7 separate regions of the Mus musculus genome follow, and all the other regions are linked to region 1. The links are chromatin loops, found by intact Hi-C in ENCODE. Cell type or tissue: left cerebral cortex. All regions are shown on one strand.

Evidence for each region. Peaks named below come from ENCODE experiments on the same cell type or tissue, not always from the same donor. Only the 100,000 strongest peaks of a DNase experiment are listed, where the experiment ranks them.
Region 2: a loop joins it to region 1, with 7 times the contacts of the local background. A loop is called at or near these places in 6 of 42 quality-filtered maps.
Region 3: it touches region 1 in a loop (4-fold over the local background); 8 of 42 quality-filtered maps call a loop at or near these places.
Region 4: a loop joins it to region 1, with 7 times the contacts of the local background. A loop is called at or near these places in 7 of 42 quality-filtered maps.
Region 5: it touches region 1 in a loop (15-fold over the local background); 2 of 42 quality-filtered maps call a loop at or near these places.
Region 6: it touches region 1 in a loop (4-fold over the local background); 2 of 42 quality-filtered maps call a loop at or near these places.
Region 7: a loop joins it to region 1, with 5 times the contacts of the local background. A loop is called at or near these places in 18 of 42 quality-filtered maps.

The regions. Positions count from the first base shown.
Region 1 is chrX:136,740,730-136,744,729 of GRCm38, forward strand. It overlaps Morf4l2 (mortality factor 4 like 2), which reads right to left and starts at 623. Exons shown (of 4, transcript NM_001168226.1): 1 at 481-623. It overlaps BC065397 (cDNA sequence BC065397), which reads left to right and starts at 2,228. Exons shown (of 10, transcript NR_033324.1): 1 at 2,228-3,979. In left cerebral cortex, a CTCF peak has its summit at 2,189 (motif pointing right); DNase peaks (open chromatin) are centred at 750, 1,380, 1,681 and 2,170; H3K4me3 peaks cover 1,835 bases; H3K27ac peaks cover 1,854 bases.
Region 2 is chrX:137,036,275-137,040,274 of GRCm38, forward strand. Slc25a53 (solute carrier family 25, member 53) reads right to left here and starts at 2,028. Exons shown (of 7, transcript NM_001082412.2): 1 at 1,950-2,028. In left cerebral cortex, no CTCF peak of the experiment used is centred here; DNase peaks (open chromatin) are centred at 1,822, 2,032 and 2,475; H3K4me3 peaks cover 1,670 bases; H3K27ac peaks cover 842 bases.
Region 3 is chrX:137,140,125-137,144,124 of GRCm38, forward strand. No RefSeq gene overlaps it. Among named protein-coding and RNA genes, the nearest start is that of Esx1, 22 kb to the left of the region's middle. In left cerebral cortex, CTCF peaks have their summits at 1,755 (motif pointing left) and 2,631 (motif pointing left); DNase peaks (open chromatin) are centred at 1,761 and 3,923.
Region 4 is chrX:136,623,200-136,627,199 of GRCm38, forward strand. It overlaps a transcript of Tceal3 not described here. Among named protein-coding and RNA genes, the nearest start is that of n-TAtgc1, 35 kb to the left of the region's middle. In left cerebral cortex, a CTCF peak has its summit at 1,903 (motif pointing right); a DNase peak (open chromatin) is centred at 1,895.
Region 5 is chrX:136,664,097-136,668,096 of GRCm38, forward strand. It overlaps Tceal3 (transcription elongation factor A (SII)-like 3), which reads left to right and starts at 2,279. Exons shown (of 3, transcript NM_001029978.3): 1 at 2,279-2,459; 2 at 3,028-3,094; 3 at 3,415-4,000. The coding sequence starts at 3,441. In left cerebral cortex, no CTCF peak of the experiment used is centred here; DNase peaks (open chromatin) are centred at 2,069, 2,329, 2,848 and 3,277; H3K4me3 peaks cover 1,242 bases; H3K27ac peaks cover 846 bases.
Region 6 is chrX:136,988,978-136,992,977 of GRCm38, forward strand. The region is part of intron 6 of Slc25a53 (solute carrier family 25, member 53); the gene reads right to left. It also overlaps a transcript of Zcchc18 not described here. Among named protein-coding and RNA genes, the nearest start is that of Zcchc18, 2.2 kb to the right of the region's middle. In left cerebral cortex, no CTCF peak of the experiment used is centred here; DNase peaks (open chromatin) are centred at 2,449, 3,012, 3,421 and 3,786; H3K4me3 peaks cover 848 bases; H3K27ac peaks cover 758 bases.
Region 7 is chrX:137,017,609-137,021,608 of GRCm38, forward strand. All of the region lies in intron 4 of Slc25a53 (solute carrier family 25, member 53), which reads right to left. Among named protein-coding and RNA genes, the nearest start is that of Slc25a53, 19 kb to the right of the region's middle. In left cerebral cortex, a CTCF peak has its summit at 1,912 (motif pointing left); a DNase peak (open chromatin) is centred at 1,909.

The DNA of each region.
Region 1 (4,000 bases):
TTTTGACTTAATGTGGGAAAATTCCGACCCCCACATTCTATTAGCAATTATGAGCTAGCAATTATTTTTATCAGGAAGGCTTAATAAATGCCTGTCGTCATAATTTCTTCTAAGAAAGAGGATGATGTACAGAAAAAGATACGATATCGAGCAAATTTGCGTAATTTAAAATTTTTCATCGCCTCTAGAAATATCTTTAGTAACAATTGCTACTACCTTTCGGGGACAGGCTTCACACCGAATGCCTCACACGCACTATTTTACTAGGCACATCTGAATCCGCGTCTGAGATAGCTACTATTACCATTTTACAAACATGGAAACCGAGACACAGAAAAGAGCCTTGCCCAAGCTGGGCGTTGGCGAGCAGGAATACGAATTCCGCTTTTCCTGAATGAGAAGGCACGAGTTAATCCTATCCATAAGTCAAGAAGAAAAGAGGAAATCATCTACCCTTCCTCCCCACCCCCACCCCGAAACCTGAAACGAGAATCCAGCTCTCTCCAGCAGCCGACGTGTGATCACTGCTGCTCCTCCAACCGCCATAGTAAAGCCAGGTTTCTCTGGCAACTGATATCCATAGGCAGACACGTCACCCTGGAGGCGGGCTTAGCCCATCAGCCAATCCTAGCCGTCTTGTCTGAGTTTTAGAATGTTCCATACCCAGATGATTGGACAGCCGCCCCCACGTCAGCAGTGACACTCAGCCGCAGTAAAGGCGGGTGCTAGCAACCTGCTTCTTCATGCTTAGGGCCGACTGCAAACCAATTAGCATCCTTCTTCAGTGAGGGCTCCCGCCAATGGCGATGGTTCTTTTAGGATCTTAGCCCGCCCTCCAAGTGCGCTCCAGCCGTTGGGTCAGAAGTCTATAGGGCAGCGCGTTCACGTGGCCCGTCTTCACGACCCAGAGTTCCCCTGACCGTGGGTTTTTTTTTTCCCCCCCTCGCGCTCGCCTTCTCTCCTGCAGGGAGGCATTATGGGTTTGTGGGTCCGCTCCCCTCCCCCGCCCCCGCCCCGCTGGGAAAGGAAGTGCCGACGTGGCTGGCGGAAACAGGCTAGGCGGAAATGAGCTAAGGTTCCCGCGAGTGGGAAGAGCGAGGGCAGACCCGGGGCCACGCCCCCGAGCCTGTTGCGCAACTCGCGGACCTGGGGAGAGAGGAAAAAAAAACACCAACGCCCCCCCAAAAAAACCAAAGGCAAAGGAATGGTGAAGGTTTTGAGGTGTGAGGCGTGTGAGGGTGGTGAGTGCCACTGGGCGGATGCCTGGATGCTTTGGAGAAACGGGGTGTCTGCGCGCACGCGGGCGCAGGCAGGCTCGCGTGGCTGTGGAGTGTGGGTGTGGGCGCACAGCCGCCCTCGTGGCGCTGGCGATGATGGGTGTGCGCAGGCGTGCTGCCCTGGTGGGGACGGGAGGGGCCGTGTGTGAGTGTGTGTGTGTGTGTGTGTGTGTGTGTGTGTGCGCGCGCGCGCGTGAGCGTAGGCGAGGTCCCTCATTTTGGTGGATTTTTCTGCCTTTTTTATGTTTGCAAACTGCATTAATAAAACTGAGAATAACTAGGACAGTGCTAGTATCTAAAGGAAAGGGCTTCTGTAAGAAAAGGCCTGCCGATTTAATCAAATTCCTTTCTTTTCTTTGCCTTTTTTCGTTTTTTTGTTTGTTTTTGAGGCCTGTTGTAACTAGGTAGCCCTGGCTGGCCTGGAACTCGGAGATCCACCTGTCCCTTCACGGCCTTCGAGCGCTGGGATTAAAAGCATGCGCCACTCCACCCAGTCCGATTTAATTTTAGACCCTAGAGATGATCATTATTCCCACATTATAGTCCACCAAAATAAACTTCTTCCATGGTTAAGATTCAGAACTATATTAGTAACGTAAAAGGGCGTTTCTTTCAAGTTTCCAGTTGTACACCCCCTCCTCTCTGTCCCCAAGGCCTCCCCTTTGCCCTTCACCAAATTTACTGCGAATCTCCCTTATGCCCCCTCACCAGGTTTATCGCTAAATTGGCACACAAAATTTTAATGAAAACATAGGCAACTAAATTCCCCAGTGATAGAGACAACTCCAGTTTCCTGTGGGTGGTGAGCCTCACCTACCTTTTTTCCTAATCTCCAAGCGGAGTGATCAAATACACATTCGGCCAATTTTCCAGAAAGTTCACTGGCTGAGCAGTAAACCTCTTGAATCTGCCGCTAGATGTCACCAAATCCCAGCCAAAGGAGTTACTGCTTGGTTCCCAGGGATTGTGAGATTGATTTTTTTGCTCCACCCACTTCTTATTTTATGGGCTCCCTAATCTCTGGCTGACTCATATATATATCTTAAATTCCTAAAGATGAATAAGATCAAGTTCTGTGAAGTAACAGTACTAGGCAAGGAATTATATATCCGAAAATTCTGGTTAATTTCCTTAAGCAAAAAAAAAAAAAAAAAAAAAAGTCACCTGTTCTGGCACATCTTTTGTTTTTTCTCAGGATTGATAAATGGGCCTAAATTCTGATGCTAAAACCCTTCGTGAGCTGTGGCGCAGCCGCAGTATCAGCGCTTGGGAGGAAGAAGGGCCGCAAATTAAAGGCCAGCTTAGATTACATATTGAGGCCCCGTCACTACATAAATAAACCAATGAAAGAATATTCTTTTTGCTCACTTTTTTCCCCTCTTGAAATTTTTATCAGGTACGTGTGTTGGCCCCTCAGGTTTATGTAGTGGTTCTGTGCTGTCCGGAGTGAGAAGGTAGGTACTTAATATACCAAAAGTTATATTTTATCACGGTGAGAGTCATCACACAGTTAAAACTCTTAGTTCCTAACTACAGTTTTAAGCCTGTTCCCCCCTGAGGGAGCTCACCTGTGTGACGGACCTTACCTGAAGATCAGGCCTAGTCTCCGATGCAGGCGCCTAGGGAGACTCTCCAGCCACAAGGGCGGCTCAAGGTGTCTCTCCAGGTGTGCAGCGAAAGACCGATGCTTTCTATCTCCCTCCTTATATACTCACAGTCCAGCGGGCGTCATGGGATTCTTGTCCCGTGTCTGGTTATCTTAGCGACTGATGTCATTGGGGGCTGGTTATCAGGTACAGCCTTGGGGGTAGTGGAGTTCCTGACTAAGCTGTTTTTCGAAGACAAAGGGCATTTTCTCCCCTACTATTCTCGTTACAATTCCGAAAAAAAAAAAAACGTGGTTGTGTCTTTTAAAGTCGATAGTAAGTAGGAAAGCATTTCACTTAGGTTTCACAGCGCATAATGATGTCGCCTTGAGGGTTTTTTTTTTTCTCGATGTACCTGTGTGACCTGTGCATTTCGCGGCTAAAGTTCACCTTCATTTAGGTCTTTTCCCTCTGTTGCGGTTCACCCTATTTTCTATGGAAGGATCTCACTGAACTCAGAGTTTACTACATGGGCTATACTGGCTTGTCAGTGAGCTCCCAGGATCTGCCCATTTCTACCAACAGTCCCCCTTAAAATACGGGGGTTATAGATAGGTGCCCCATGTTCGGCTTTTATATACGTGCTGGGGAACTGAACTTAGGCCCTCATGCTTGAGCAGCAGACCCCCTACATCTCCCGAGTCAGACCATCAATTTTTAATATTTTCTCTATTTCAGATGTTGTTTTAAATCCTTCCCATAGGTATTTCTTTTTTCTTAACAAAATTCTACTACACTATAATCAGCCAAAAAAAAATAGGTTTTAGTTACTAATTATATGTATTTGTACACACGGGTGAAGGATTTTTAATTTTTTTAAATTTTACTGTTTTTAATTAGGCATACATCTACATGTGTGTATGTGACATGTGTTCAGAAGTCAGAGGCACTGGGTCCTCCGGAGCTGGAATTCCTGGCTGTTCTGAGACACCTGACATGGATGCTGGGAACCTAACTTGGGTCCTCTGGTAGAGCCGTCTCTCCAGCCACAACAGTGAAAGGTTGTCTTAAAGCAGTTCTCCAACTCAGACAAATCAGAAGCATCAGTAAAACCCAGTAAGTTATCAGAATATGAGA
Region 2 (4,000 bases), 300 kb after region 1:
AAGACCAGTCAGAGCTACAGAATAAGACCCTGTCTCAAAAAAACAAACAAGAAAACAAAATTAAAGTGGATGGTGCTCAAGGAATGACACAATGTTGGCTCTTATTACACACAGGTATCAGTATGCATGACCAAACACATATTTTTTTTCACGTCGCATTTAAGTAAAATCCATTTGGGAGTGGTCTGGCCTTCCTACAGCTCCCCACTCGTATGGGTCCCCAGGAATTAGGATTCCCACAATACCACATGGGTAGGAGGAACAGATCAACCCAAAGGCCCTGGTACCTGGGATTTGGTACAGGGTAGGTAGAAGACCCATTACCCAGTTCTTGTAACCTGAGTCTAAAAGACAACCTATGGGCATACACTTCCTGATATCTGCATCGTGTTTTCTATCATCTGTAACCCTGCTATGGGCAAGGTGGAGACAGACTGAAAAGGTGACGCAATTCAGTCCTGTATCCATAACTCTTTTTCTTGTTAATGTGAGGGAGCATTTGAATCCTGGTCAGCAAAAACATTACTTGGTAATTAGAACTGAAGCCCTCCAGTAACACTTTCAAGGTTATATGTCACCTCTGTGGCAAACTGTGTGCAAATGTTTGGCACCGTGGCTTCAAGTTGTGGTCTAGAAATTGTACCGGGCCACACTCATCACTATCCTGATACACTTGTGAGACACAGGTTGGCTAGGGATGCTGGTTCAACAGGTTTCCAAGGACAGTCCTGTGACAGGTGCTGCTTCCTGCAAATTGTTAAAAATTTAAATTCTAGGAGGCTTTCCTTCCCCCCAAAATAATAATGAAGGAAAAAAAAACTCATATAAGTGAACCAGCAGCCTGTGTCTAAACAAGTCCCTCAGAGAAACAGAACGAGTGGAAGAATGTAAGAAGCAGTAGCATGCTTCATCCCTTGCTTCTCTCATTAATAAAACATCTTGATTTCTGGCCGTTCAGAATCTTTAAAAGTCTGCTTAAGGTTTTGAAGAGTTTGGGACTGCACGCTGTCAACTGACTTAGCTTACAAAACAAAGACGTAGCACAAGAATTTCAAATGCAGAGTGCTCTGACATCCTAACCAGATTACAAACTGGATCCTAGTGCAGGAGTAGATTCTGGCCTCAGGTTAAGATTAATTTTCCCACAGGGGTCCTGCTCTTGAATAGCAAATTCTCTCACCAGCAATAAACTATCTTGGCATTAAGTCCGCCTCCACTCCTCACTCGGGCCAAATAGCTGCACCGGGAGCTAACAGCCCCAGGAAAAAATGCCTGGAGGAAAAGTTGGCTTTATTTATTTATTTATTTATCCATCCAAAAGGTGTGAAAGCAGTCCCATCAAAGAGAGCACTCCTCCAACCCTTTCTCCAGAGCTCCTGGGTCGCTAACTCTTTGTGCTCTAACTGTTCCAATTCAAATGTAAATGACAGTTGTTAGAATGTGAAGGGTACTAAACCTACTCCCCCCCCGCCCCCCCCCAGCTCACAGCGGACTACCGAATCCACTGAACAAGGCAAGAGCACCATTCGTTAAGGTGTAACACAAAACAACCATCCCAACAGACACAGAATGGATCTGAAACCAAAGAAGGGCCCAGACAGTTTCATACGAACACGATCTATATGTGTGAGGACTGGGCAGCAACAGTTTCTTGCCTAATTCTTATCTTTGCTTCATCTTTTAGGGTCCATCCTTGTATCTCGCCGATCCCTAACCTAAAATAAAACAAAACAAACCCAGCGGCCAGCACACCGGAAACAGCGACACGCGCTGCTGTGGCGTCATCAACAGTCGCCGGGTGTTCGGTCCGTTCTCACCCAACCCCCAGCCCCCAATCTCCTCACTTCAGTTCCCATCTCTTTGAGCCTTTTGGCAGCTGGAGGTTTCTAACCTTGAGCCGGAGACACCCCGCCGCGACATCCCACCTTGTCCTCTTCCCTGGGACTGACCTATCCAGCCGTATGGCCTCCGGGAGCATCGGCAACAGTAGCGGCAGTAGCAACACGGGGCCCGATCCCAGAAGCCTCTGCGAAGGTCGCCGCCCCCAGAATCTCGTGGCAGCTTTCCGGGACCACCCAAGACGCCGTGCTGCGGCGTGTTCCTCCTTCAACCCCAGCTGGCTCCAACTTCCAACCAGGGCTTGTCACCCCTCCCCCACACCCCAGAGTTGCCGGGCTTTGGCGGGCCAACTCCATACAACCAGCAACAGTTTAGCATCTTTTGTGCTAAAGCAGATAAAATTCTTTACCTGCCCCTATCTCATTTGTTCGAGGTGGGCTCAGTTACCAACTATTTTGAAGTTGAAAATCATTTTCTCCATGTGATAGTTTATTGTGACTCATTTAAGCCTGCTGGGCCAACTCCAGCCCCGAACCCCCCCCCCCTTTTTTTGGTTGGTTTTTCGAGACATGGTTTCTCTGTGTAGCCCCGGCTGTCCTGGAACTCACTCTGTAGACCAAGCTGACCTTGAACTCAGAAATCTGCCTGCCTCTGCCTCCCATGTGCGATGTGCCCTTTCTGATGTGTTCACTTTGAACCTGAAACCCTTTATACCCTCTCTTTCCCATCTTTGTGGTTCCTGTGTGACTTCACTGCAGACCTTAAATGCGGCGGCTATTTTATTGTGCTTGTGGGCGAGGGTGCCAAGGGACGCCCATGGTGGTGATCTGAAGACACTCTTCAGGAATTGATTCTTTGCTACCACTTTGTGGGATCTGGGGACTGAACCCAAGTAGTCAAGCTCTCACCCCCAGAGCCATTTCAATGGCCCCTAGGGACTTTTTGAAGTGTAGTTTCTGGATTGAATTCTCCACACACCCACTATCAACGTGGACATATTAATCAGGTATTCAATTGGTTTTCTCTTTTTGTAGAATGAGTATACTAACAGTACCTACTGCTAGTGTGCTACTGAGAAGAGAAACATTTTGTAGCACAAAATTAAGCAGTATATCAAAAGAAATATTTTAAATTTATTTTTAACCTTTAAGATCATTTTATATTTTAGGTCTCTTGCTTGAATTTATGTCTGTACACTGAGTGGGTGTCTGTTGCCCACAGGGGCTAGAAGAGGGTGCTGAATCCCCTGGAATGAGATAAAGGGGTGTTTGCACGATGTAGGTGCTGGGAATCAAACTCAGGACTTCTGGAAGAGCAGCCAGTACTTTTAACCACTGAGATCTCTCTCCAGCCCCATGATTAAAAAACAAAAAAGATTGTATTTTCTGTGTGTGTTTTACTTGCATATATACATTTGGACCACCTGTGTGCTTCCTGACCAGAGAGACCAGAAAAGGGCTTCTTGGGTGCTGTGTGGGTGCTGGGAACCAAACCGGGGTCTTCTGCAAGAGCAACAAGAGCTCTTAACTGATGAGCCATTTCTCTAAGACCTGGAAATTATAATTCTTTTTTTTTTTTTTGAGACAGGGTTTCTCTGTATAGCCCTGGCTGTCCTGTCTCACTTTGTAGACCAGGCTGGCCTTGAACTGCTCTCAGCTCTGCCTGCACCATGCCTGTCTAGATGCTGCCGTGCTCCTGCCTTGATAATAGACTGAACCTCTGAACCTGTAAGCCAGTTCCAATTAAATGTTGTCCTTTATAATAGTTGCATTAGTCTGCTCACAGACTGGAGTATTGCTGTAATAGGCCTGACCATGCTTTTGTTTAGAAGAATGTGGATTTTGGGACTTTGGATTTGGAAAGCAGTGGAATGCTTTAAATGGGGCTTAATAGGCCATCCTAGTAGGAATATGGAAGATTTTGTTGCTGAGACTAATTTGAATTGTGCAGACCTGGCCCAAGATGTTTCAGATGAGAAAATTTTCAGTATGTGGCCTAGAGACTGTTTTGTGGTACTTTGGTGAAGAATGTGGCTGGTTTTGCCCTTGTCTAAAGAGTCTACCTGAGGCTAAGGTAAAGAGATTTATGTTAATTGCATTAACAAAGAAAGTCTCAAAAAAGCCCAGCAGAGACTGTTTTCTGGTTAAGTGTTAAGAGTGCT
Region 3 (4,000 bases), 400 kb after region 1:
TGGGCTGGTTGCTCCACCTAGCTTATTGGGGGAAGATAGCAGTGGTTGTTTGGAAATGCAGAGAGGCCTTCTACTGAAGACTTAGGTGGGGCACAGCTCTGTAGGCAAAGGCTTTTTCTGTGCTCCCCATGGCAGTGGTAGATGAAAGAGACAGTCCTTGGCTCCAAACTGCTTGTTGGTTGTTCATCTTGGAAGATGGATGTGTGCCAACTGCTCAGGGTAGGCCAGAGATTAAATAACTTTTGCAGGGAGGAATATCAGGGCATGGGAGCTTATTGGCTAAACTCTCAGGGCCTCAGGGTCTCCTTTAGCATGGAGACCTATGTTCTGGACCTATGGGATCACAGGTCACGTTTCTTTATGTGGGAAGTGTGGCACACGTCCCTGGCCAGGACTGCCCACTTTCCCTTTCGTCCCTCCAAACCTTTTCCATCTACTGCAAAGAAAAGTTTCCTTGATGAGGGGTGAGGACTCCACTTCTCTGTGGGAATAAGGACAAACATTTAGAGTGTAGATAGGGATTATGATGGTTTGGTCGTACTACTTTTCCAAGGCCCATGACGTCACTAGCCCTGGGTTTCCAGTACCAGGCCTAGTTTCCCTCTTGTTATGTGAGTCACATTTACGATTCTTTAAAAAATTTAAACTGCATCCATGTCTTATCTTGTCTGCCAGCCTGCCTGCTCTTCCCTCTGTATGCAATTGTACCCGAAGCATAGGTAGAGAGGTCAGAGGACAACGGATAGGAGTCGGTTCTCCCTTTCTACCACGTGTGCCCTGAGGATTGAACTTTGTTGTTCAGGTTGGGTGGAAACACCATTTCCAGTGGAGCCATATCTTTACCCTTCAAGTACGTTTTTATTATAGACGTACATCACCATGCTTTACCCATTTCTTCTTCTTCTTCTTCTTCTTCTTCTTCTTCTTCTTCTTCTTCTTCTTCTTCTTCTTCTTCTTCTTCTTCTTCTTCCTCTTTCTCCTCCTCCTCCTCCTCCTCTTCTTCTTCTTTAAAAAAAAACTTTACTTATTTATTTAGAGGGGGAGCGATATCATGAGATCATGCTGCCATTGTTCACAGGAGAATATTCGAGGGCAGAGGATTCTCCTTCCACTATGTGGGTGTCTTGAGGATGGAAGGTGGCCAGGCTTTATACCCAGTGAGCCATCCTGCCGCCCCACATTTACTATCCTCATCTCTGTTGCTATTTTTATACAAAAAAGTAGGAGAGCACACTAGACACGTGTGGGGCTCTCATTCAACTAAGATAGATTTCGTATATGAAAAGAAAAGTTTTATCAGCCTCTTTGAACCTGTGTGTGTGTGTGTGTGGGGGGGGGAACGTGGTTTCTGTATTACAGACGTTTTCAGAAAGTTTAAGCAAAGGCAAACCACTTGCCATAGGGCTCACATCAAGTATTTTATAATTAGAACAATAATTATTATTTTGGAGGCATTTGGCACCTTGATTAAATGCTTGCTGCAGAGACTACTATCTTCCTACTGTTTCTGCATCTTAGATTATGAACTGAACATATATAGTGTTGGAAAGGATACCTGTAGCTGGCCATGTACTGTCACTAGTTATATCCAGTTATTTGTGCTGGCGTTGGGAAAAAAAAGAACAAACAAAACCAAACAAACAAGGTTTTCTTAAGAAGTAGGAGGTAGTGTTTTGGTAAGGCTGAGAGCTGGCCTGCAGTTTGGGGCCATTAGCTGCCAGACTCACCCTGCACTGATCAAGAGCTCCCTCTGCTGGACAACTAGGTTTCAAGCATCCTCCTCGGTTTTAAGAGTGAGTGCTTTTAACTTCCTCCGGAGAATCAGCTGGAAGACTATAACTAAAAGGAGAAGCATGCCGGCAAATATAACGTACAAGTAGGAACAAATCCAAATATAAGACATGTTCCAAGGGATCTTCGGTTATCAAATGCTGAGCTAAAAGGTTAAATACAGCCAGGATCTCTTGCAGAAGAAAATGGTGAAATAAAGGAGCAGACAAATGTGATCAAGGATGCTCTGGACATGGCTGATGTCGGTAGTAGCACAGCACGGGCCTGGGCAGAGAGACATACTGGAGGAATCTACTGATTGACAGAATGTCTCTAAAGAGAAACGTGGCATGGGAAATGGAAGCCCTTGGATTTGTCAGTTTGAAGTGGCATCTTACTTTATATATAAAAAAATCCTTCAGACTAACTTCCAATTCATAATTATAAGTTTACTTATTCAAAACTTATTAAACATGAAATGTGCAAATATCATGCAGTCAGATGATAGCTGATATAGGCTCCTTGATGAAAGACACACATTCCTTACCTTACAGGTGGTGTGACTTGGAACATGTTACCTCTACCCTCAGTTGCAGGCAGAAAAAAAAAAGTAGTTATTTTGTAATTACACCAGTAGTCAATTCTCTTAAAATAAAGGGTGGGCACAAGATGTTTTCATTCTATTATTCTGAGAGATTAATAGTTTTGGTAGATTGTGGTGGTTTCAATATGCTTGGCCCATAGGAACTTGTACTGTTAGGGGATGTGGCCTTGTTGGAAGAAGTGTGGCTTTATTAGAGGAAGCGTGTCATTGTGTAGGCAGGCTTTGAGGGCCCCTGATGCTCAGTCTCCTCTCAGTGAGGAAGAGCGCCCCCTCCTGGCTGCTTGTAGAAGACAGTCTCCTCCTGGCTGCCTTCAGATCAAGATGTGGAACTCTCAGCTCCTTCTCTAGCACTATGCCTGCCTGGATGCTGCCATGTTCCTGTCTTGATGATAATGGACTGAACCTCTGAACTGTAAGCCAGCCCCAATTAAATGCTGTCCTTTACAAGAGTTGCCTTGGTCATGGTATCTGCTTACAGCAGTAAAACCCTAAGTGAGACATACATTTTGATCTTCTTGTAGTATCAATTGTCTAGGAGCCTTAACCCATCTTTCCTTCTGCTTTTTAAAAAACACAGAGGAGAATGTTTTGGGGAGATGGAGTAAAGGCAGTTACAAAAGAACAAGCAACTTGCTTTACAATTGTGTTAATGTTTTACTTTATTTTGAGACAGGGTTTCACTGTACATTCCAGACAGGCCTTGAGTTCGCTGTGTAGCTCAGGTGGTCCTTGAATTTGGATCAGCCAGCCTGCCAGGTACTGGGCTGATAGATGTATTCACACATCCCCAATTCACTGAACCTTTTCTTAGGCCGTGGTAACTCTGATGACTTGGCAAACCCCCTAAGGTGTCTGATCTTTTTTATTCCGTCTGCTTCACTGCCTTTCAGCTGGCACCTTTCTAAACTTTAGTGTTTAGTTCTGAAATGCAAATCATTCCCAATTCTGCTTCCTTACCTTCTGGGGTGGGGTTGGGGGAGAGCAAGCTCCCGTTAGGCAGTTTGTGTGATTTCAGAAGAGTGATGAAGGAAGGCTCTTATCTCCTCCTTCACCAGTTTGGAAAGGCATCCGTTCCTACTAGTACTAAAAGTTTCTAGGAGAGGGGTGACATTTCTGCCAGCATGAGATTCTCACCACAATCACTTTCTTACACCTCCATGTTCTTGAAAAAAAATTTTATGTATTTTATTATTATGCAAATATTTTGTGACTTTTTCTCATGCACCACCTGTGTCCCTGGGGCTCCAGGAGGCCAGAACAGTGCATCAGCTGTCCTGGGGCTGGCTTGGCAGACATTTGTGAGCTGCCATTTGCGTATTGGGAACTGAGTATTGGTCCTTTTCAAGGGCAGCAAGTACTCGTAACCACTGAGCCATTTCTCCAGATTGCATTGCATTGTCATATTCTATTTTTGTGGTTATCACTCACATCAGCCTGACTCATGAGTGAGAATCCTAGTTTTTGCGCCAAAGCATTGGAGGTCAAGAACAAGAGATACGGTGTATTTGGAAGCAGTTCCCTGGTAGGGCAAAAGGGACTGGCAATGCATGCAGCCCACACAGAAGCTGGATTTTTGAAGACATTCTAGCTTTGTTAAGTCCTTCTATTTCTGTCCAGTAAGGAAGC
Region 4 (4,000 bases), 120 kb before region 1:
ATCTTCCTACCTCATCTTCCCAAGTATCAGAATTAGCGGTGTGAATCATAACATCTGACTTATACGTGTCTTTAAATATTAAATAGTCTTTAAATTAGTTTGCATAAAAAGAAACAGATTTGAAATCCTCCTCCCTAAGGACTGGCCTTCATGGTACCAGAAAGCCCCATGTAGACTTTCAAAGGAGGGAAGCAACCTACAGTCCTACCCAGCTGTGATGCCCGTGAACCACATCAGTGACCAGCATGGCACAATAACCCCAAGGGTACCATAGTGGTGCTCATAAGTTGGCTCTCTAAATGGACGTAAGATCAGCTCATTAAGAGAAAGACCATGACTGGTACTGTGATCCTAGCCAACTACCCAGGGCTAGTAAAGTCATGAATCTTGGAGGAGAACCTGTAGCCACCACTTTACTAAACCATCATAATCCCCAAATATATTCTAAACATTTGTCCTTATACCCACAGATAAGTAGTCCTCACACCTCATCAAGGAAGCTTTCTTTGCAACAGACAGAGAACACTACAGAAAATCACAGACAATCAAAATGCAGAGTTGTGGCGTTCAGTCCAACTGGCTATATCTACAAAACAACTCTCACACCTAAAGTTGAGGGACCATTTAATAAGAGGGAGCAGGAAGATTGTAAGAGTCATAGGAGCAGGGAATTTGTTGTGAGATTTGTGTCTCCTTTAAGGTACACCCATAATATTCCTATCAACATGACTGCCTAAACATGAGCTGAGCAAGGACAACAGTAACAGACACGCTAAAGTAGATGGGGAAAATTTATCAGGCCCCAACCCTACGCACAGAACTACTGACAACTAAAACATGCTGAGAATGGGAGAAATAGTTTTCCCCAGAGAAAAGCATTCCAATTGGTTATCCAGCACCAAATGATCAGCCCTGAAATCATAGACATACAAGGAACATTGAGCAAGTTGTGTTTATGTATTTACTAATATATATGTATGTACATATATGTATGTAACAACAATTAATGACAAAAGGAGGTCGTGAATTTGAAAAAGAGTAAGGAGGGATATGTGGGGGAGGGGTTGAAGGGATAAAAGGGAAGTGGAGAAAGATATATTATACTCTCCAAAAATAAAATAATTTTAAGTTGTTAAAACCTTGTCTCCTGTGCGAGAGGAACAACCACTCTTTTGCATGTAAAGACAGCCCGATGCACATGTGATATGTAAACACTAATATTTATAGAAGCTGGCTATACCCTGGTACATCTGATTCTGTCCTGTGTTCTTCCAACCATTGACCTCCTCTTCTTGACATACTTCCCTAGGTTACTGAATATATTTTGTAAGTATATACATAATACCCGTTTTATAGTTTTTAGAGGACATTTTGGGAAAAAATGTAGAAAAGTGATTTAGAATGTATTTGTTTATATATGTGCATGGGTACTGAAACTGCAGTTTAATTTTAGAAATGTAAAGAAATTAAATTTTATCATAAAACTAAAGATAAAATAAACTTGGTATTCATTCTAAAGAAGTAACAAGTTTATATGAAATTGTAAACAAAAGCTGCATTGTATAGGTATTTAAAATATATTTATATGCAACTAGGATCATTATAAAAGCAAAAAGAGGTTACAAAACCCACAAGTGGCCTGGATTAACTTTTGATTTTTGCTCTCTTCCCTTCAGACCCATACATGAAAATGAAAATCAATAATTTTGTTCCTCTGGCATGGTCTTCAACTCAGCACGTTGTTAGGAAGTACCCTCCGTCTGGTGGCTTTAGTAGTCTTATACAGGGGAAAGAATTATCTCCCTTTACCCATTCAGACTTCCAGAAAGCTCTATGATCAGAATTCACCTCGGCCCCTCCCTCCCACTTCGCTCAGCAGGCTTCCTGCTGCAGTCTAAGTTTTGATCACCAGGTGGCAAAAGTGCGCCACCCATAGCAGCTAGGTACAAAGAAGGTTCCATAATCAGAAAAAAAAAATACCTTTTAAAATAAGCTTATCCACAATAAGAAAAAAAATACCTTTTAAAATGAGCTTATAAACACGATTCTAATTATTTTGAAGGTAGAAACTGTATATGTAAAAGCATATCATAAAATCACATACATGAAAATCAGGAGATAATTCTATCATGCTTATCACAGTAGCAGGCACCGGACTCCAGGGAGGTTTTTAGTAGAGGAAGAGGATGCTGGCTACCGCTGTGTCTATAGTGTCCTAGAGAAAGGGTGGCAGACAAGGATTGGACAAAGGCCTAGGAAGAATGTCCAAGGGTGGGATAGTGGAAGGTAAACCCAGTGGTATCTGGGATGGGGCGTCAACCTACAGTGAATGTCTGGTAGATCTGGAGACACCAGGAAAGAGAAAATGGCGCTAGCTGCTTTAATAATACGTACGAAGTTGTCAGACAACTGCAATTATAGGAAATGGTTCATTTCAGCACACTTGTTAGTTTTTGTAAAAATGTTTTCCTTCGCATTGAAATGAGAAAAAGAAGTCATAAATGGTGGCACACATCTGTAAGCCCAGCACTTAGGAGACCGAGACAGAAAGATTGACAATTAGAGATGGGCCTGAGAAAGCACTGTAAGTTACAGACCCGCCTGAGCTGGACTCTCAAATCAAAATAAAGAACAACAATAAAATGAAATTAGATACAGGCATCAAGTGTGAAGCAGAAGAAAGTTTTCACGTTTCATGGTGACCAGGAAGCTGAGTAAAACGACATGGGCTTGGAGCTTGCCTCCAAATTCCAGAGTTCTCTGGACGTGCTGAACTAATGAAAGGAATCCTTTGCAACTATTACAGAAACATCTGGAATGGAGGTTTCTCTCCCTCCCTCCCACATGTACTGAGATAAAAGTGCACCTGGGAATGCTGAGGGTCCCCTTCAGGGGTAAAGAGCAGGATCTCAGGAGATGAGCCTGAGCCTGTTTATCTGTGATAAAGGCCAGGCCAGGCTGAGGAAACGCCCTGTGTGCAGGTCACACCGTGGGGCATTGGTGGCTTTTAACTGTTGGGACACAGCAACAGGGTCTGGCTGAGCTTTAGATCTAAGGCAGGCACCATGAAAATCATTCCTGCTTTCCTTGCCTAATGGGTACACAGACAGCCACAGTAGGGAAGCCATATCTCTCTGGCACCCTTTGTGTTCCCAACGTTAGAGTCAGGAAGGGCTTCATGTTCTTGGGTCTTTCATAGTGTGCTAAGAGATGTTTCACGTCATGCTTCCAAGCAAACCCAAATCAGGTGCCCACCTGGGAAGACAGACCATGTATGCCTTGATGTGGGAAGCTCACTGGTGCTAGGTGTGCTTAGTGGCTGCCCTTGAATGGTTCGGCATGTTAATATCTATGTAGGAAAATGCTAGGCCTGTCCCACTATCAAACGTCCTTGAATCTATCCAGAGGATCTATCCAATGGATAATTTCACCTTTGTCCTGCCTGCACCGGGATAAAAATGCATACAATAATCTGTAGGGATTTTTTTCATTTGTCAGCAATTCAATATTAGTTGAACGCAAGACCTACACTGTTCTACTAGAGGTGATCCGTCATTGCCCTAGTAAGCACAAAGGACGAGGGATAAATATGTGGCCTTGCAGTCTGAAAGGTGCTCCCCACCCCGACCCTTTGAAACTTCACAAGTGGCCTGTATTCTCTGTAGCATTCTTCTCTTCTCACACACTCCCTACCCCACACGTTCAGCTCAGGTCTCTTGGCCGAAGCAGACGTTCTCTCTTCAAGGTCACAAATTTTCTTTTAATCATGAGGCACAGTTCCTTGTTGATATAAATGTTAGAATATTACTTTAATGGTGTCCTATCATATGCTCAGTTGTACAGATTGTCTCTCTCCCTTAACAAGAAGTCTTTGACAGTTCCTCTGGAGCTGGAGCACAATGTCCTGGGTGTGAATGCAAGCCTTCCTCCTCCCTAACTCTGCAGCCTTGAGCACCGTCCTTATCCTCACTGCCCGCGGTGTTTCAACTATGGTGCACAG
Region 5 (4,000 bases), 77 kb before region 1:
ACAAAACCTTCACAGGGATGACCAGATTCGCGTCTCTCAGATGATCCTGGAGTCTGTCAAGGCAAAACTATTGTTTTAAAGCCTGTAGAATATTTACCCTTTTAAGTTTTGTTCACACTTTCATCCCTACTTTTCCATCTAAGATATTTTTAATCTGAAAAATGTTTTCTATTATTTCATACCTGCTGCCTGTATACCTTTCAGTTTTGTTTTATTTTTATGCCACCTTTGTTTTGAAGTCTATTTTTTTTGCTGGCTTCCAATTTCTAAGTTTTAATTTTCATTCAAGACATGAATAATATTCCATTGTCTTCATACTTCCATTTTTACTGTTGAGAAGCCAAATCAAAACAATCAAACTACTTTCTTTGAAATCATAATCTTTAGTTCTGGCTACTTTAATTTTTTTCTCTTTGCCTTTGGTTCTCTGAAAGTCCATTATGTTTGTAACAAGGCTCCAGACTTTAGTAGGCCCTGAGACCTTAGCACAACTGACTTCATGATGGAAGTATCATTCAGGCCTCAAAACGCAAAACTTAGTACATAGACAGCACCATCTGCCAAAGCTATAACAAAGGCTTAATCCATCAAAGTCTATTGTCAGGGAAAAGTCTCTACATGTAGTGATCTTGATTTTTGGCTTCTGTAGTTCTACTTATCACTAACCATTCTTGTTTACTGAGGTGAATCAACCCAGGATGTGTGTGTGTGTGTGTGTGTGTGTGTGTGTGTGTGTGTGTGTGTGTGCTTAAAGGCTAACCTTGAGAAAGGTTTGGGGCTACACTGCAATCCAAACAATCAGTGTAGTCTTTATTAACTAGCCATGGCTTAAATCCATGTCTATGCAGTCTTTTCTGGTGAATTTCCCACAACACATTGACTTCCACCTATACATAGAGGATCAGATTCAACACCTACAACAGGTGTCTGAAACTGGGTAGTTTCAAGCACTATAATACAATGGGTTTTTTTTTCCTGTATTTTACTAAGCTCCTATATTTTACTAAGCACCTTGCCAGGATCTGTGGTCATTGGGTTTGTTTGTCTAAGATGCAACACTAAAACTATCATGAATTTTACTTTATTTCCTCATAATTTCATGAATAAAAGAGGAATTCTTTTTTTAAAAAAATTGGTGTTGAAAATGGAACTCAAAATCTTGCACATACTAGGTACATCCCCATTCCCAAATGATCTTAGATTTTTTTCCCCTTTAGTTATTATGTTATGAACTCTCTGCTTTTCTTGCAAATAAGCATGTTGTGGCTTTTATTTAATGTAAGAGAATTGCATGCATTACAAACGTTATACTTTGGGACCACTGTTAAGTAAATCAATGATTGCTTAACTGAGATTGCAAATGACTGACTAATATATAGAGAACTTATACAGTAAGTATATGCTGGAAATAGATGGACTGGAACATAAAGTTTCATCAAGCAACTATTATGTCACTGAAATTATAAAAAAAAATCTTAGAATATATTTCAAGGGGTATAGGAGAACACTCTCCTATTATGACTGAAAGGAAAGCAAAACTGGGTCTGTTGTTTATTCAAACTTTATATGCCTCAGTACAGTGGAACGCCAGGGCCAAGAAGTGGGAGTTGGTGGGTAGGGGAGTGGGGGAGAGGTTATGGGGGACTTTTGGGATAGCACTGGAAATGTAAATGAAGAAAATACCTAATAAAAAATTTAGCCTGGAAATGCACATTTGGGAATCATCAGTATTTTGAGGCAAATGAATGAGATCACACAGAAATTGAGAGCCTGAGAACCAAAAGAAGCCTTGAACAGAACCCTAGAGAACATTCAATAGCAGCAGCTCAGCTTCCCAGCAGGCACCTCCACCAGCTACAAGGCTGGGTGGATGCTTTAGAGTTTGATGGTAGCTGTACCGCCCTTGAACTCACTATAGCCAAAGCTTACCTTGAACTCTTATTTCAACTTTCTGAGCGCTGGGATTACAGGTGTGTGCTACTGTGCCCAGACTTAGCTTGAAAGCAGGTTATTGTGGCTCAAGAGCTGAACACCATTGACAAAGCCAAACTCCATTTTTGATCGTCTGTCCCACCTGTAGCCTGCAGATATGAGAGAGATGTATGTGTGTCAAAGATGCACCAGGTAAAACATCCTGTAGCCTCCCAGTCTTCTTCTCGGGCATCTCATGACTTTGTGACACACATCTCCTACAGTGCTCATCTTAGTCCCCCAGGGAGGTGGAGAGTGAGATGGGTCAGGCAAGTGGGGGGGGGGGGGCGAGCTCGGGTGACGCGGTGTTCACGTGACCGGCCAGGCGCAGACGTGGGCACCAGCCCCCACGTCCGCTTGCCCGCCCTACGGTCTGGTCTTGGCACCCGCGCAGAACCAGCTCCCTGAGCTGCCCTAAGCAGCAGGACGAGCTGTGAGTGGGCTTCTGCAAGCCGGAGAAGGCAAAGGCCTGTCCTGGGTATCCTTAGGTTAGTACTGAAATGATGGCTCTGCCCGCAGAGCAGGGCAGGGTGGTGGGGAGGTGGCAGCTAGAACCAGCAGCAGCGGGAGGGGAGCGGGGAGAGATCCAGGAGATTGGTAAGGAGGGGGCACAGCAGACCGGGCAAGAAGAGGGGGAAGGAGGACCCCCGCAGAGGGCTCTCTTTCCTTATCCCATTCCTAATCCTGTTTTAGAGCAGGCGGGGGGGGGGGTTGAGGGGGGCCCGCAGTGCGACGGTGAGACGTAGACAGATGCGTTCTGAAGTAAACGCACACTCCAAGCTCTGAAGACAAACTGACCCGGACCAAACGGGAGTGGGGGTGGGGCAGGCTGCCTCCAGAGTCCGAGTGATGAGCGCAGAGTAAAACGGAGTTTGGAAAGCATCCGGATTTGGTGCCCAAGGCCTGAAAAGAAATGGCGGCTGGGGTATGCGGGGGTGGCAGGGTAACGGGGTAACGGAGGAAAAGACTGAGTGATGAATGTGGTCTGCCAGACAGGTACACAGTCTCTGTGCATCCACTGACCACACAGACACTGCCCCTGTGTCCTGTCTGTAGGTCTCTGCTGTTCCCAGCGCATTGTGACATCTGCAAAAGAGGGTCGACCTGCCCAGGATCCCTGCAGGTCAGTGAATAAGGACAAAATGGGGCAGCATTTGGGATCCCACTGCCTGCCCCCTCCCAAGCTCTCCCACGTAACACACGCAGAGCTTGCCACCCTGAAGGAGCACCAAGAAGGTGGTAATACCTGGCATGGCATGTCAGTCTCCGGGTGGAGGAGGGGTGCGAGCCTACAACATACTTGGAGGACTGGGACAACCACCAGGGAGGGACCCCTCGAAAGCACCAAATGCAAAGGCAGATGTTAATGAGCCTGTATTCTGTCAGGTGTCTCAGTCTCTCACATCTCTTCTTTGCCTCCTGTTTCCCCACTTCTACCCCCAGGACAGGAAAAGGAGGGAAATCTTGACATGGAAGAAGTTCGCGGTGAAAACGAAGGCAAGCTGGAAAAGGAGGGAAAGCCAGAAGATGAAGTAGAGCCTGAAGATGAAGAAAAGTCAGACGAGGACGAGAAGCCAGACAAGAAAGCAAAGCCAGCACCACGCCAGGGCAAGCCAGAGGAGGAGGCAAAGCCAGATGAGCAAGGGCAAGATGAGGGGAAGCCCGAGAAGCAGGGAAAGTCTGACGGGGAGGGCAAGCGCCAAGGGGAGAGCAAGCCCGATTCCCAGGCAAAGTCAGCCAGCGAGGCGCGGGCTGCAGAAAAGCGCCCTGCTGAAGATTATGTGCCCCGGAAAGCAAAACGAAAAACAGATAGGGGGACAGATGATTCTCCCAAGAACTCCCAGGAGGACTTACAGGACAGGCATGTAAGCAGTGAGGAGATGATGAGAGAGTGCGCAGATATGACTAGGGCTCAGGAAGAGCTGAGGAAGAGGCAGAAAATGGGTGGTTTTCACTGGGTGCCAAGAGATGCACAGGATGCTTTAGTCCCCAGGGGCCCTCGGGGAGTCAGGGGGGTGAGGGGCGGCGG
Region 6 (4,000 bases), 250 kb after region 1:
TCGTGTACTAAAATGTGCCCTTAATATGTGTTAATAAAAATGTTCTCTGGAAAGAGGTGGTACTCTAGCCTTAAATAAGTCACCTCTTGTTAGGAGGATAAGTGCAAATAGGTGGTTTACACTGAGCAAGAGACCTAAAGGACAAAAACTAATGTTGGCAGGGATAGGTGTTTCTAGAACACTGGTTCTCAACCTGTGGGCCACGACCCCTTTTTGGGTTAAAGAACCCTTTCTCAGGGGGTTGTCTGAGATAATATGCATAGCAGATATTTACTATTCATAACAGCAAACTTTCCGTTATAAAGCAGGAATAAAAATAAGTTTATGGTTTGGGGTCAGCACAACATGAGGAACTGCATTAAGGGGTCACAGCATTAGGAAGGTTGGAAAACACTGGCCTAGAACATTATGCTTGTCCTTCACATCCATAGAAGAAAGACCTTCCCTGGCTCCCATAAGAACACCAGATGTATTCCTGCAAGGCACTTCATCTGGTCCTGACTGATCTTCAGGAACATATATTCTGTGAAGACAGAACAGCCTATGGTAGCCTCGTAGAGGGTTTTAAAAAAACAAAACAAAGCAAAACAACAAAAAAGCCCAATCCTTTTCCCCTACCACCCCACCCCCGCACAAACAAACAAACAAACAAACAAACAAACAAAAACCAGACAGAGCAGAGGCTAACACAAGGAGTCGTAAAGAGGGCCATGTTTATTTTCCCCGCTGATGTATGTTATAGAGAACATTGTAGTCAGACAATCCTACCTTTGAATTTTGCTCTGCTATTATGACCTTGGCCGATTCTTTCCAACCCTTCTGAACCTAAATATCATTATTGTTTTAATTTATATTTCTTTCCTATTTTGATGGACAGAGTGGTACCCTGTGCTTGTGGAGATCAGAGAACAATTGGGGCTCTCGGTTCTCTTCTTCTACCTCATAGGTTCCCAGACTGAGCTCCGGTCATCAGGCTGAGCAACAATCACCCTTATCAGCAGCCACCTCACCCCCTGTATCACTATTTTTAAAGTGATGTTCATGAAAATTGCATGTAATCACAACTATAAAGAGCCTGTGCTGTACAGTACATTTTTTCCAAGTGAAGTGGTAGCAGCAAAGGTCAAATGATGACAAAAACCACACATGCTGGCTGTTCTAGGACCTTCTACTAGAATGCTTTATTTTATCCTATTTTTCTTTCCTCTTCAATGTTAGGGATCAAAATCAGGGTTACTTTTTACATACAAAGAAGATACTCTCCTGCTGCACTGCATCCCCAGAACTGCAGGATACATCTACATTTCCCCCTCAACATGGAGATGGAAAGTACTCATGGATTCTGGAGTTGGGCAGCCCTGGGCTAGCATCCCAGTGGCTCCACTTCCAAGTAGCACAGCCTTATGCAAGCCACTTTACTTCCTCGAAACTCAATTTTCTATGCTGAAAAATGGTGTGTGATGTCTGTGTCAGCAGGGGCTGCCAAGAAGTTTAAATGAGATAACCAATGGAAAGTTCCTGGCACAGAGGAAGCCTGCGGCCAAAAGTAGCCACTATTATTTCGTCTGAAAGCTCTACCTCCTAACCCTCAAGCTTTTAAGGTTCATTTGTCCAAATCAGAAAATGTGGCCTCATTAGAACCATCCTTTGGTGCACACTCCTATCCATGTGGCCAGAGATAAGAGATGTTCTGCATCCCGAAGGGTTTTGCTAATAGTAACTTTGCTCTAAAACATTCTTTCTTCAACCTCTGAACCTATACACAATCCATTCTTCTCATTATTTCTTATCAGAACTCTCAAGTCTCTCCTTTAGTTCCTGGATCTTACTCACATGGTCCAACAGAACATCTACTTTGGTGATGAAGCTAGTGGAAACACAAAACAAGGGTCTGCTATGAGGTTGTTGTCTGACATGATACTAGAGAGCAGAGCAAGATATGAAGGAAACCTACCAGGTACTCCCACTTCCAGCCCTAACTCTGCCAGGTGAACTGCCTGTCTCCTATGTGCCTCCAATGCTTTCTACTTTACCCCCCTTCCACTGTTCCACCCCCAAAAGAAAGACATCAATAGAGAAGGTGCATCCTTCCAAATTTGGATTGCTTATAAGATTCTAATCACTACCGTTGTAAATAAGAAGGCAGGCAGGAATAAGTGAACTACCTTAGCAGGTTGAAGTCAAAGCCAATGGCAATTGCAGGGTTTCAAATGGTTCCCATGCTTCCAGGCATCAAGAGTCCAGTGTAAGCCCTCCAGGGGCCTCCTAGCCACCATCTACATGGGAGAAGTGTAACCTGCTGTCTAAGAACCAGAAGCAGGAAAAAATGGAGTAGGTTTTCTAGCCTCTGGCTTCACAGCCCATTCGCTTTGGACAGCCTTGCATGCTGTTTCCATGGAGTTGCTCCTTCCTGGGGCTAGTGATGCCAAATCCAGCAAAGGAGAAGTCCCCTGAAGAGCTCACAGAAGGGCAACCTAGCAACCTAGCAACCTAGCCTAGCCAGGAAATAAAAGAGCTATATCAGCGGCAGAGAGCTGTGGTGTGGGGGTTAGGTCAAATGGTGTTTTGTTTCTCACACTTTGTCCTCAAGCAGGTGTTGAAAGAGGAAGATATTATGAAGATTGTAGGGCAGTGAATGGTTCTTAACTGTTTGGAGGCCACAGGCCCATCTGAAAATGTATAGAGCTATGGCATCAGAAAAAAAAAAAGTGGTCAAATTCTTTGCACGCAGTTTCAAAAAGGACTTGAAGTAGCAACTTCTGCTCTGGGATTAAGTTTCATGACAAATAGGCTACGGACAGACAATTGAGTGACAGCCCCATTTACTGATAGCCTTCGGCGTGGTGTGGTGTTTAGAACACTGGTTCACAGCTTTTTTTTATAACCCAGAATCAATTATAGCAACAGGTAAAATGCAAATGACATTGCTCATCCCCAATCTGAAGCAAAGCCAAATCTCCAGAGCTGGAGCCCAAGGAACGTGATTTCCAACAAGCCCTCAGCAATGATTGCGTGGTAGCTTGCTGGGTGCCCATACTTTAGTTTGTAGCACGAATTCTAGATTGAGAGCTCTGGCTTCTTCGCAATTTTAGGCAAGTCATCTCTAAGTCCGATTTCCTTTGGGGGGGGGGGGTCATACAGAAATGCTGCTATTTTTATAAACAGGTGGTTTGTTTTCGTGTAAAATCGGGAGCAGAAACGTGTCTCAGTTTCCTCCTTGGTAGAATGCATATCATAAAGGATTCCATTCTCTTCTTTCCCATCTCTTCCCCACTCCTCTCATCAACACAACCATTTTATGAGCAAAGCTGCTGAGATAGTTTGTGGCTATGTATGGACGAGTGAAAATGCTCTCTCTGGGTAGCCCAGCACAGGGCAGTGTTGGCATCGACACAGAGGAAAGCGCTGGCATCAACAGAACAGCTGACCGAGGTGCAAAATCGGACGTTATTAGCTGCTTTGCTGCGATACAGGACAGGAAGCCTAAGCTCCTGGTGGCTCAGTTTTCTCATCTGTGAGTTGATACCAGTTTTTGGTCATTATTTTTATGTAGCCCTATACTGGTCCTTTCATCCTCATTTTGGCTTCTCTCCACTAAGCCTTAATCTGACACTAGAAAGGGGGTGTTTAAAGGGTGTAACCCTTGAGGCTAGATGCCAGGGCTGGGGTGAGAACTGTTAATTCTGTGCTTCCTACCCATACTGCCTAGGTGCTTACATCCTCCTCTCTGTTAAATGGGTGCACTGCTACGTTTTAGCGCAAGACTGATGAGAAGAATACGTGAGATGTCCGTGCACGCGCACAGGACACACGGAAAGAGCTCAGCAAATGCTATCCCCTTCCCCCCTATACAAAGGTGAAGAACTCTCATTGTTCACTTGGTTTCGGTCCCACCTCGTGTTTAAGGCATCTGGTCGCAAAGCATCGGAGGGGAGCCAAAGCAGAAGGCGATAGGAAGAAGGGAAGAGAGGGGAAGCTGCAAACTCACGAATGAAATGTA
Region 7 (4,000 bases), 280 kb after region 1:
CAGAGCTCTTCTACAGAGACTCTCCACCCCCAACCTGGCCTTTCTGGAAGGGTCTTTAGTTCTCAAAGAATGGCTTTAATCTTAGCATCTTCCTGGTTCCAGGACAAAGGCAGAACAGACCTACCTAGGCCAGTTGGAATGGCCTGTTGTTATTTGTGTCCTGGGGGCTGGATTTAATTTGTGCTGCAATCTGGGGAGAGATCTAGCAGGGAGCCAGATGGGAGCCTCTAATCAATGTGTCCTGACCTTAACTTCCTTTTCGGTTGGTGGGAGGGTTTCACAAGTTGCTGGAACTGTGGGTTGCTTCCTTCTAGAAACTGTTTAAGGCTACTCTGTGAAAGGAAACCTGAAACAAAGATCTGCTGCAATTGCATTCCTGACTGTGTGGCCCTGAGTTTGAAAAAATGACTATAACTTCTGATGATAATTAATCTTACAATTAATCTTTCTCTGTCAAGTATTGTCACAATTGTATTATTGACATAATTTACCAGAAATTAGAAATACCCCTTTCATGTTATTGATGCCATAAGTGGGAACAAGAGTCCCATTGTAAATGACTACCACTTGAGTATATAACTCAGCTAGGGAGTTTCATTGAAAATAGGTAATGTATCATTTTAAGCGTGTATGGTTTTAGGCAAAGTTGAAGGAAATCTTCTTTGTTTAATTTAAGAAGAGTATCTTTGTTCCCCCATTGAAACGTGCATTAAAGGACAACAGGAATGGTCCCGTTTTAGTACAGTCAAACAACACCAACAACTGAAAAACAGACCTAAAAAAGTAGTGGAGAAAAAAATGACACTGGTCTGTATAATTAATTTGAGGAGGAGATTTAACAAAAAAAAAAAAAATCAATGAGGAGACAAGGAGCAGCATAAACAAATGGGAGTGAACAGCCCAGAGAGCTGCGCAAGGAGTCAACCTCGGGGGCACAAGGAAGTCTCTACAAGCCACATGGAATAAAAGGCTAGTTCTAAAATCTATAAAGAACTTGGTTGCACTAGGTGGCAGTGGTGGCGCACGCCTTTAATCCCAGCACTCAGGAGGCAGAGGCAGGTAGGTCTCTGAGTCTGAGGCCAACCTGGTCTACCAAGTGCGGTCCAGGATAGCCAGGGCTGCACGGAGAAACCCTGTCTCAAACAGCGAACTCAGTTGCAATAAAACAATGACTCAACTTAATAATATAGACTTCAATAGACATTTCTTGAAGAAAGACATACATACATATGGTCAATAGATACATGAAGAATTGCTCGTAAATGATACTGATAGGGAGGATTCCATGCCTCCCCTGTCTGTTCAAGAGCTCATGGATCTATCACCTCCGTCCCAGGAGTTCGGGGCTGAAAGGTTTGTGTCATCACACCAGGTTATAGTAAGTCCCAATTATAAGCACTCCTCCTGGGATCCATTTCCCTTCGATAAGCAAAGACATCAGGGGCAAGACCACCGAGCCTTTCACTGGAAGTTGTTGAACTCCTTTTTCTTCTGTGTTCCCCACGTGCCTTTACAGAAAACTTGATGGCTTAAGCCTGGTAGGCTACCTATATACCAGAACTGCTATCCTGCACATTCTACCGATGCACTGCGGAAACTACACAGCGATTCTAGGTGACTGCTCTGGCTTCTGAAGGAAGGCATAGCCCCAGTCAAGACAGTTTTAGTGTGGGGGGTGGGGTGGGGCGGGGCTTTTGCTGTTGTGTTAGCCTGTGACACTGTGAGTGATCTCCCATTTCCTCTGGTGCTGTTTCTCCTCTGTGCACTAGTCCTCTGCCTAATGCACACCTAGTTCCACAGACTGTCTATGTGAGGAGATAAAGCAAACTTGGGAGAATTATGATTTGCAGTGAACTCTCCATGGCTTGGAACCACTTCTACCTTATAAGGGAGAAGTGCTCCCTCTGGTGGCCTAGCTAGGACCTGCTTGGACTAGTGTTAAAGACAGTATTGGGGACCTTTACCCTGCACTTTTGTTTGGACCTGGGAATCAAGGAATTCCTTAGCTCTTGGCATCAGCTTGTGTTGCAGGTTTTTATCAGACCCATGTACTGGCACTACTTAGACCTTGACATCGACCAGTGTTCCAATTCAAGCCTTAGAATGTTTGAGGCTTGCCAGCTCTGTGGAACTCTTCAACCAACCAGGGCTTTTAATCTTTCTTCCGGCTCAGCCCCTCCACCCTCCTGACTTCCAGGACCCAGTTCTTCCTGCCTACGGGGAACGTAATTACAGAGCTGGGCTTAACGGCAGCTGTGACCCTGTAGCTATGCAGGGACAGATCCTCAAGATAGATCCCTATTGAAGATACCTTCTTGGGGATGCACCTAATGGCCGCTCAATCTTGATAAACGGAGATGCACATCCTAGCACAGCAATTTTGCTTATCTCAAACAGGCCTGCATAGAACACTACTCATCTCTGAGGTATTTTGGAGGAATCCATCGCTGAGCTAAGTTCTGCTCTCTGGTTTAATGTCTCCTGAGCAAAGAGGTTAGTGAGGCCTTTATAACATCCAGGCTATCAGTTTGAATTTCTTCTGCATCAGTCTCTGGAATAAGAATCATTGGTGGGGCTGGAGAGATGGCTCAGTGGTTAAGAGCACTGACTGTTCTTCCAAAGGCTATGAGTTCAAATCCCAGCAACACATGGTGGCTCACAACCATCTGTAATGGGATCTGACGCCCCCTTCTGGTGTGTCTGAAGACAGCAACAATGTACTCACAGATATAAAATAAATAAATTTTTTTTTTAAAGAATTGTCGGTGTGCAAATATGAGGACCCAGCCAGGCGTGGTGGCGCATGCCTTTAATCCCAGCACTCGGGAGGCAGAGGCAGGCGGATTTCTGAGTTCGAGCCCAGCCTGGTCTACCAAGTGAGCTCCAGGACAGCCAGGGCTATACAGAGAAACCCTGTCTCGAAAACCCAAAAAAAAAAAAAAAAAAAAAAAAAGCAAATATGAGGACCCTAGTTCAAAACCCTAGCACCCAACAGGAGGATCCTTGGAGACCTGCTGCCAGCCAGCCTAGCCCCAGGTTTAGTGAGACTCCCTCATCTCAAGGGATTAATGTCTAAAGTGAAGAGCAGGACATTCAAAACCCTCCCCTAGCCTCTACCCCAACACAAAGTTTTTAAAGAGATTCTGAAGATAAACTCCATTCATGTAGGGGTTGGGTGGGGAGCTGTCATGGAGGCCAGAGGAGGGCTTTGAATGTCCTGCTCTTCACTTTGGACATTATTCCCTTGAGATGAGGGAGTCTCACTAAACCTGGGGCTAGGCTGGCTGGCAGCAGGTCTCCAAGGATCCTCCTGTTGGGTGCTAGGGTTTTGAACTAGGGTCCTCATATTTGCACACCGACAATTCTTTAAAAAAAAAAAAAGATTTATTTATTTTATATCTGTGAGTACATTGTTGCTGTCTTCAGACACACCAGAAGGGGGCGTCAGATCCCATTACAGATGGTTGTGAGCCACCATGTGTTGCTGGGATTTGAACTCATAGCCTTTGGAAGAACAGTCAGTGCTCTTAACCACTGAGCCATCTCTCCAGCCCCACCAATGATTCTTATTCCAGAGACTGATGCAGAAGAAATTCAAACTGATAGCCTGGATGTTATAAAGGCCTCACTAACCTCTTTGCTCAGGAGACATTAAACCAGAGAGCAGAACTTAGCTCAGCGATGGATTCCTCCAAAATACCTCAGAGATGAGTAGTGTTCTATGCAGGCCTGTTTGAGATAAGCAAAATTGCTGTGCTAGGATGTGCATCTCCGTTTACCAAGATTGAGCGGCCATTAGGTGCATCCCCAAGAAGGTATCTTCAACAGGGATCTATTTTTAGGATCTGTCCCTGCATAGCTACAGGGTCACAGCTGCCCTTAAGTCCTGGGCTGTAATTGCACTCCCTGCGGTCTTATCAGGAAAAGTGTGATTCAGCCAGGTGGGCAAGCTGAAAAGAACACTAGCATACTTTAAAACTCTGGCAAAATCCTTGCTGTG